Regions from separate parts of the Homo sapiens genome. Here regions 2 and 3 are each linked to region 1. Evidence: chromatin contacts called from ENCODE Hi-C or POLR2A ChIA-PET data. All regions are on one chromosome and are shown on one strand. The core of a region is the stretch at or near the end of the contact, and the rest is flanking DNA. Distances in the headings are between cores, read along the strand shown. Region 1 overlaps SLX4IP (SLX4 interacting protein). Region 2 has its middle 44 kb from the start of LINC02871. Region 3 holds the start of LINC02871 (long intergenic non-protein coding RNA 2871).

Region 1 (3,159 bases), core at 462-2,961:
AAATCAGATTTGTTAAAATATAGTATATGGCGAAGAAACTATTGACAGTGGTGAAAAAACAAAAAGCCACCCTTTTCTGTGATAATTGCTTTTAATTAGCTTTTGGAGCTCACTAGAAAAAAGATCCCCACCCCCCAAAAAAGATTTTATAGGATAATACATTTTCATTCAAAGGATAATATTATCAAGACTTTGCTGTCATTATTTTGCAAAGAATACCTGGTGACCTAAAGCTGAGAAAAGGAAGGCACAAGGTTCTGTATGGTGGGATTTATCATTCAGGTAAATAACTGTGGACTCTTCTCTTCAGGACTTTTAAATATTTAGCAAGTCAATCAACATCTCCTACTGCCACTTACCTTCATATAATTCCACTCCTAGCTTACTAACGCATGTTGCTGTGATTCAAAACTGTTCACTCGTTTCCCCAAAGTGACCAATAGTCACCCAAGGGGACCTCACCCCAAAATCTTCTGACTTGACTTAAATTAACAATGTTATGGAATCCACCATTCCAGGCCTGTTCTCCATTCCCTTTCGGCTTTGCCACCTTAGACCTTTATCGGCCTTAGACCTTTCTTGTTAATATTGAGTCCGTTTTGCCCAAGATTCAGTTAATTTGGAATGCTTTAGAATAAAGCCCTGGGTGTGTGAATCACCTCATAGCCAAAGCGTGAGGCTAGGTTTTTGTTTTTTTAGGAGCCACATGCAGCTGCGTGGATGCTCATAGTACCTACTTGAGGGCAGCAGGGCATGACTTAGCAAAGCTGTGCAGTGCATGACAGGACCTGCAGAGCAGTGCTGCACTGGCAGCTGCAAGGGGCAGGTCGCTGTAGCAGGCTGAGCTTGCCTCTCAAAACCAAATGGTCGGTTTGCTGCTGCTTCTTTAATTTGCCCTTTTAAAATGTATATTGGCCAGGTGCAGTGACACACACCTGTAATCCCAGCACTTTGGGAGCCCAAGGCAGGCGGATTGCCTGAGTCTAGGAGTTCAAGACCAGCCTGGGCAACATGGTGAACCCCCATCTCTATAAAAAGTATAAAAATTAGCCAGATGTGGTGGCTTGTGTCTGGAATCCCAGCTACTCTGGAGGCTGAGGTGGGGGGATCACTTGAGCCCAGGAGGTTAAGGCTGCAGTGAGAGTTGTGATCATGCCACTGAACTCCACCATGGGTGGCAGAGTGAGACCCTGTCTCAAAAAAAAAAAAAAAAAAAAACAATTCGCTGATGTTAAAATTCCTCTGGGATCATTTGTGTGTGCGTAAGAAAGGAGAAAAGCTAGTTGAAGAAAGGCTATGACTTTAGCTTAGGTTCAGTGTCCCCAGGCTTTCATCTTCTTTATCCTTAGATCCTCTCATGATTGGGATTTTATGAGCAACCAATTTGATTCCATTTTAACAGTCATTTTATACAGTGAAAGCCTAAGAATATCCAGTTCCTTTTTAGAAAAAAGAACTAATTACATGTATTAACATATGTTTATTTTGAGTGCAGCACGAGTAGTCTTTGTACCCAAACAGTTGAAGTCAAACTGTTCCATGTGTCAACTCGAGGAAGCGAGCACAGCCCGTTAGCCTAGAGATGCCCTCTGCATCTCTGTCTTGAGCACTGATTTTAACTTGTTCTTCTTATCTGCCCCTCAAAGGTAGCTGAGAAGTTTTCTTTTCTTGCATTGTTGTGGTTCTGAAGAGAAAGCTTCATGACGTGTGGTGTGGTCGGTTACTGGTGTCTATCACACTGCACTTGGTCTACCTTGCATTCGTCAAACTGACTCACAGAAGGAAAGCCCCACAGCTAGAGGGAGAAAGTTTGTGTGTATGAGCCTTTGCTTTATTTTTGTCATGCTATTTTTAGTTTTAGCCTTATAGGGCATTTATAGCCAAATTTTAGCAATCCTTGTTTCCATGTATGTCTTTCACATATTTTCTAGCCCAGTCATAGTTGAACTCTGCATGTGAAGCAAAATTCTTTAATTGTTTTTTAAAAAAAAAAAAACCTATGAGGCGGCAAGGCTGCCTTTTTGTTGTGTGAACAATGCCGAAACACTCAACTGTAAAGGGATATCTCTGTATTCCATGAGGCACTGCATCTTTAGGCTGCAACATGAAAAGCAGGAGAGAGGAAACCAGTGTTTGTACTTTATCTAGAAACTCACACTCATGAGTTAAATCAAGGGTTTTCTATATTGTTTGAGGAGTACAAGTGTTTTTAATAAAGGAAAAGTTTTGCTATCATTGCTCTTTAGAACAGCTAAAAATTTTGTTGTTTTAATTTGTGAAGATTCTAAGAGATCAACCTGAGATGACATTGCAAGAAACCAGCAAAACAGGTTTGAGGTGACCTGGGCAACTCTGAGTTTTCTGCAGTCTTTGGGAATTAAACAGGAATCATCAGTTCTTATACATCAGTTCTTAATCTAAATTAAGAAATTTAGATTTGTGTATGATTTTACTCTCTTTTTCTACATTAGGTCACAATTTCCTGTTAGTGCAGGAAACAACTGCAAAGAGTATCTTCCCATTGTGTTGGGCTTAAATTTTTGTTTACCTTTATTATAAATAACACCAAAACAATAAAACAATTGACCTATCCTGAAACTTACTAGTGATAAGGAATACTGAAATTGAATTAAAACCATGTGTTTCTGTCGCCTAATAAATGTTAATCTACTTTAGAGAAATTATATTATTTTCACTGTTAGTACATGAGTGTAGTACGTTTTTACAAAAACAAAGGCATATACAGTATCATCAACAAGAGCGTAGAAGAAAATAGGATTAGTGATTTCCAGTTCTCTGCTTAACTCACTGCTCAACAGTTTCCTTCTTGAGTAGATTTGTAAACCCAAGACCAGAAACTAATGAATGATGGTGTTTAGATTTTTAAAAATTTTTAGACCAAGTTTGAAAAATGGGATAGTTTATATAAAAATTACTGTTTCTGACTCCTTTTGAACAAAGATCTAGCAACACTGTGCCTATAAACATGAAACAGTCCCCTAAAACCATGGGGGGCTGCTTGCTGTTGACTGGGCTGTGGTGTGGGTTCCCCATGCCGTTGCACCAGCAGTGGATGAATATGCCCTTACTCCTGGCCCCATCCCTGTCTACAGTCCCCTGGCCACACTGGGTGTTTCCCTGGGGCCCTTGATGCCAGCC
Region 2 (2,934 bases), core at 292-2,791, 420 kb after region 1:
TGCTAACCTTTTCAGAGACTAATAGAAAATGGTTTGGGTGGTCTTGTAGATCTCATTCTTCTCTCCTAACTCTCCTATCTCAAACAGTTTAATTTCACTAGAAGTACATGTTTTCATGTGGTTTTCAATCACTGTGAAGGAAATAAAAGTTATTTTTGAACTTTTTTGAAGCATAAATCAGGGCCATTTATATCCATTATTCTCAGTGTTAGAAACACACAAAATATTTTAGTTGGCAATATGTCTTTTTTTCTTAATAGAATTATGCTGAGGCTAGGACCTCTTTTGAAACCTGTTTATTTTCTATATTATTTCTTTTGCCAGTCAGACTTTCTTAAGAGCAAAGGTTGTTACACTTGGGTTTTCTGTGTTGAGAATTCAATAGGGCTGAATAAATTTGCGGTCTCCTGATTTGCCAGTTCATATCTAGAACTTGACCTTTTTTTTAATATCCCATGTTACTGAAGCAGATTTACTAATATAATCTGGAATTTTTACTTTCAGGCCTGAAAGAAACCTTAGCTCTAACATTGTAGAACCTTGTGATTTTACAGATGTGGAAACTGAAGTATAAACATGTTCACTGAAAGTCAGACAGGGACTCATGGGAAAAAATACAGAAGCAGACATGGGACCCCAAATCTCTATCTTGTTCTATTCCCATTATGGCCAATGCTACAAACAGTATTTGACAATCTAGTAGCAAATAAAGTAATGTGCCATTTCCACTTTCTGGTTCATTTATTGAAGTTTTTCTGCCTACTCCTATCAATGCATAAATCATGGAAGGGAGTCCTTAAGACTCCAAAACCCAAGAACACAAGTTTATCATTTTTTGAATTTGTGGATTATTTATTTGACAGTGGCTGGCCTTGAGAAAAATCCTTAGCTGAAAAAGCATTTTTACATTCCTGAGAAAATAACTTTTCCTTTGGTCTAGCATTATTTATCTTTCCTTTTTTATAATAAATTTTATTATGTTTATTTTGAAACGTACTTTTACAAGGAGAGAGAATATTCTTTTAAACCCTCACAATCCACTTCGGATTCAACAATTACTGAGGGCTTGCAACACTTGTTTAATCTATTCCTTTTCCTCTCTGTTTTTTTCTGAATTATTTAAAAGCAAATTCCAAGTGTCATTTTATTTCACCCCTACATTCCACATTACACATCTCTAAAGAGTTATGGATATTTTGCTGCATAAACCTAATGCTATTATCACACCTAAAAATTATAATTACAAGGTCATCCAACATCCACTCAGTCTTACGACGTCCCCTCATTGCTTCAACAAACATTTTTAGAGTTGCCTTTTCTCCATTGTTAATATGCATGGCTATAGGTTCAGGGTTGTGTCAAACATTGCAAACTTAAAAAGGAAAGAAAGAAAGAAGATGAAGAAGTACACTTATTTAGCGAGGAGGGTTTTCCCAAATTCTCACAGCTCTAATCTGGATACCATTCAGTGTGACAGGCTTCTCACTGGGTTCCCACAGCTGGTTAGTGTTTTGAATTCCAGCCCCATGAACTCATCTCAGGCTACATGGGCTAATGCTCAGCGGCCAACCTAGAGCTCATATCTCTGATGACAGAGGACTGGAGCCAGCACGGGCACTGTCTGCCTCTTTCTAAATGCACTGTCATCTGTGTTATTCTTCCATCTTTGCTAAGAGTGAGTGACTCTAATGCCTCTTGGATGCATTTAAGCCATTACGGAAGCAAAATTAACGCCATTCAAGCATATTTTGTTGAAAGACCAATAAAATAACCTGCCGCATTGTGGCTGAGCCCCAGAATCCTCAGTCACACCTCTTCAAATTCACATTTCTGTCTCAAAGTTGAGCTTTAAGAAACACATATGAAGATAAAAGGGAGATAGAAAGTATAAATACATGTTCCATAATTAGATATGTAGTTAGTATAGGCTCTGAATTTTGATTATGACTTGCCTATCTAGCTCTTAACAGACACAGTTTCTTAGAGCAAAGGCAATCTTGTGCTTGGGATAAAGGAAACATTTGTTCTATAAGCTCCTCTATTGGAAAACATTATAGGCCCTTTGTTAGATGCCTAAGGGATAGTATTTTAGGGGCCCCACTTGACCTTGCCAAACATTTACTAGGCTAGACAGCACTTATTGAAAGATGCCTGAAATTTGAATTTAAAAAATTCCTAATGTAAATATTTTCTCTTCTCTGCATTTGCATTTATTTATAACAATGTGAGTGAGAATAGGTTCTGAGAAGGGGTGGGAGAAGAAAGTATCTATGCTGAACATTTTTTTTTTCTTTGAGACAGGGTCTTAATCTGGTTGTCCAGGCTGGAGTGTAGTGGTGCAATCTTGCCTCGCTGCAGCCTCAACCTCCCAGTCGCAGGTGGTCCTACCACCTCAGCCTCCCGAGTAGCGGGGATTACAGGCATGTGCCACAATGCCCAGCTATTTTTTTGTATTTTTAGTAGAGATGGGGTTTTCTATGTTGCCCAGGCTGGTCTTGAACTCCTGGACTCAAGCAATCCACCCGCCTTGGCCTCCCAGAGTGCTGGGATTACAGGCGTGAGCCACCACGTCTGGCCTACGCTGAACGTTTTGGACATGGGAAGTGCATATATTGGAAGAGTAGGTATAAAACACTTGGTGCCTATACTAATAGAGCTTTACATTCTTTCTGGGGAGTATGGGCCCTAAATGTACAAACAAACTCATGAGAAATATGATCGCTCATCTTGGAAAGCTGCTGCAAGAATAATCCTAGACAGTATCTATTGGCAGATACTTAAAGGGTGTCTGTGGTGGAAGCTACTTTACAAATGGTTTGACATTTGAACAAAAAAAACTGAATGAGTTAAAGAGCAAAGCATGAGCAGGTTGCAGGAAAAGTCCTCAAGGAGGGCACAAACTGGGCCTAGCAGAGGTAGGTGAAGGTGACATTT
Region 3 (3,018 bases), core at 409-2,908, 470 kb after region 1:
GCACAAATGTTTTTAATTTTGATGAAGTCCAATTTATTTATTTTGTTTTGGTTGCTTATGCTTTTGGTGTCATATCCAAGAAATCATTGTCTAACACAAGGTCATAAATCCTGGCACCAATGTTTCCTTCTGAGAGTTTTATAGTTTTAGATCTTACATTTAGATTTTTGATCTAAAAAATTTTGATTTTGACTTTTGTTTTGAATAAATTTTTGTATATGGTTTGTGGAAGGAGTCCAATTTCATTCTCGTTGAGGTGGATATCTAGTAGCCTCAACACCATTTGCTTGGAAAAGACTACTCCTTTCCCCTATTGAATTGTCTTGGCACCCTTACTGAAAATCAGTTGACCACATAAATGTATGTGGGGTGGTGGCTGTTTTTCTCAGTCAATCTTTCTTCTCCAGCGGCCTTAAATATAACCCCGACTCATACAGTGGCCCCAGCTTTTGTCTCTGGTTGTGAAAGGCCACATGTTCCTGCAGGAGTTGAATTTAGGCTACCAGCAACTCTGTCCAGCACAAAGCTCAAAAGGCAGGACTACCACCTCTTACTTTGTTCTCTCTTCTTTCACTTACTTTCTGTTTTAATATTAACATCTACTTTGTTATGTGATTTTTTTTTGAGTAATTAAAATATTATCTATCTATCTTCTACCCAATATTTTTGTGTATGTATGGGGGGGTGGTGTTTTTGTGTGCTTCCTTTTATGTTTTGACAAAAAATAAATAGTACATATAATTCTTAGGTTCTGTGTCATGTATCTACCATTATGTAATGCTATGAAACGACCACAAATTATCAGCTGCATGCAACAATAAGCACTTACTACTCACAGTCCAGGGATGGTTGGTTGGAAATTTCTGCTGCTTTTGGCTAGGATCGTCTGATGGTCTGGGAGCTGAGTGGCTCTTGGCTGATCTAGGCTGGCCTCAGCTAGGATAACAAGGACATTCAACTTCTAGTCAGGTAGATTAGGAATTTCCTCATGGGATTGCAGAGACCAAAAAAAGGCAGAAGCACATTTTCAGTTCTCTGATACTCCTGCTAATATTGTTTGGGTTAAAATAAGTTGCATATCTGTGCTCAGAGTCAGGGGGTTGGAAGGTTATGCTGCTCATGTTGAGACAGCACTGAAAAGTGACATGGAAAAGAGCAAGGATATGTGTAGGTGTGTGAAGAATTGGAGCCATGTTTTGCAACCATTCGACCACAAGCGTTTAAAAAATATATATTCTATTACTCCATAAGAAAAAAAGAGGACGAGGGAGAGAAACATGAGGAGGATAGAAGTAACTGGTGAGAAATGAAGAAAATTAGGATTACATGATATTAATAATTGTTGAAGCCACCTAATGGGCACATTGAAATTTCACTATCCTGTGCTCTATACTTTCATGTGTTTGAAAATTTTTCACTATATAACAATAAAATGATATATAGTCTATGTTTGTTGGCTATAAAAGTCTTTATTCAGATATATTATGTCAAAGCTGTTATTTATTCAAATCTTTTATATTTCTAGTTATATTTTTCTACTTTTTAAAAAAATTTTTTAGGTAATTGTACTAAACTCTTCCACCATAATTGTGATCTCATCTTGGGATTTGCCAAAAAACATTTATAGCATGTCTGAGAAGTCCAGAGGAAGTATATATCTCCTCTTTGCTCCAACCTTCTTGTAGCAGGGTATGTGTTGAATCAGTCTGTCCTGAAATGTGTGAGTCTTTTAAAAAACTGAATACTATTGGTCATTTTTGTTTGGAGATTTCTAAGGCAAGAAGTTTGTCTAAGTACCCTAAACCAGCTGGGCACTGGGGGCCAGTGACAGGACTAGGAAAGAGATACTCATGTCCATTTCAAAGACTTTTGCCCTATGGAAGAGGCTTCTGTTAGCTTCTGTGACCTCTGGTGAGTTGATGCTGGCATTAGCCACTGGGCTGTCTTGCTGATAAATTGGCTAAATCATTAGACATATTCCCAGAAGGGAGTATATGGTGAATGGCTCATATGGGCCCCCGGGAAGGTGGCTGCACCTCTGAGGGTCCTTTGTGCTAAGGGAGCAGAAAAGGACCTCGCTCATGTGCTGGATAAACATATTTGTCACTGTTTTCATTATTTCCCTATGTATAGTTTTAAATTTTTCATTACAAAGTCATTTATTTAAAATAGTATGTATGCACTGGCAACCAATAATTTTCCCTTGGACACAGTCCTGTGGCAAGGATCCAATGTGATAACATATCAAGTTAACAGAATATTTTCAAAATACTCAAATTTGGTCTCATAAATTACTGAAAATATTCATATTCAGTATCATTGTTGTTGAATTAGATGTAGAAATAGGTGACAGTGGCCTTTTCCTATGCCCTGAAACCTCCTTTTGCCTTATTGCCACCTTTTGATGCGATGCTGAACAGGTTGACCTCTGAATCTTGAAGAGCCCTTTGTTTTCCCTCCTGATATCATGTTGGAATTTGGAAGAACAGTGGGTCTTTTGGTTCACTGCATTCCACTGGGACCCTTCCAACTCCAGCTCATTAGAAACACCCCCGAGCCTGAGGACTAACTATGATGTCATATGTCATAGCAATGAAGTAATTATGGCCGGCCAAGGCAAAGAACAATTTTATTTTTGCTGCTTTGAGAATTTTCTCATATTGCTTCAAATGTAACTCCCACCTTTCAAGTAAAAATTATTATAAGTAGATTCCCAGGGTCAAAAGAACAAGTGGAAACTTGTTGGATGGGGTCAACCTGGAAACTGCTGAGATATTTGTATACATATTCCCTTTATCTTGCTTTGGCTCAGTTTTTTTTTGTTCCTTTCAGGTGTGCCTAATATTATACTCTGTGTTTTGAAAGGTTTGAGGGAGAAGGCTGCAAGGAGTCCTGTGGGAGGCCCTGGGGTCTTATTAGTTGAAGGAAACAAATCATCATACCTTTAATACTGGCTCCAATTTGCCCCTTTCATGAGTAGTCTTGGAGAGATAATTGCTAATCTGGAATGGACATACT

Evidence for each region. A loop is a pair of places that touch in the nucleus more often than their neighbours do. ChIA-PET counts read pairs that join two places held with the same protein, here RNA polymerase II (POLR2A). Pooled maps may share reads with other maps.
Region 2: a map of chondrocyte shows a loop between it and region 1 (2.0-fold over the local background). The contact joins two enhancer-like sites. A Hi-C loop is called at or near these places in 1 of 168 maps with a recorded cell type or tissue (chondrocyte) and 3 of 50 pooled maps. POLR2A ChIA-PET finds 5 or more read pairs at or near these places in 1 of 52 experiments (A673).
Region 3: a loop to region 1 is called in a map of PC-3, with 2.4 times the contacts of the local background. The contact joins the promoter of LINC02871 here to the enhancer-like site in region 1. A Hi-C loop is called at or near these places in 4 of 168 maps with a recorded cell type or tissue (PC-3, Right ventricle myocardium inferior, aorta and 1 more), 1 of 37 single-sample maps with no recorded cell type and 4 of 50 pooled maps.

Annotation. Positions count from the first base shown.
Region 1 is chr20:10,557,145-10,560,303 of GRCh38, forward strand. The region is part of intron 3 of SLX4IP (SLX4 interacting protein); the gene reads left to right. Among named protein-coding and RNA genes, the nearest start is that of MIR6870, 91 kb to the right of the region's middle. RefSeq lists an enhancer at 1,599-1,978. Within about 2 kb of position 1,712, at least 8 of the 41 ENCODE cell types and tissues checked have a DNase peak (open chromatin) inside an H3K27ac peak, as active enhancers do; they include PC-3 and ascending aorta, where a contact is called at or near this core.
Region 2 is chr20:10,981,295-10,984,228 of GRCh38, forward strand. No RefSeq gene overlaps it. Among named protein-coding and RNA genes, the nearest start is that of LINC02871, 44 kb to the right of the region's middle. Within about 2 kb of position 1,542, at least 8 of the 41 ENCODE cell types and tissues checked have a DNase peak (open chromatin) inside an H3K27ac peak, as active enhancers do.
Region 3 is chr20:11,024,886-11,027,903 of GRCh38, forward strand. It overlaps LINC02871 (long intergenic non-protein coding RNA 2871), which reads left to right and starts at 1,659. Exons shown (of 4, transcript NR_146878.1): 1 at 1,659-1,689; 2 at 2,866-3,018.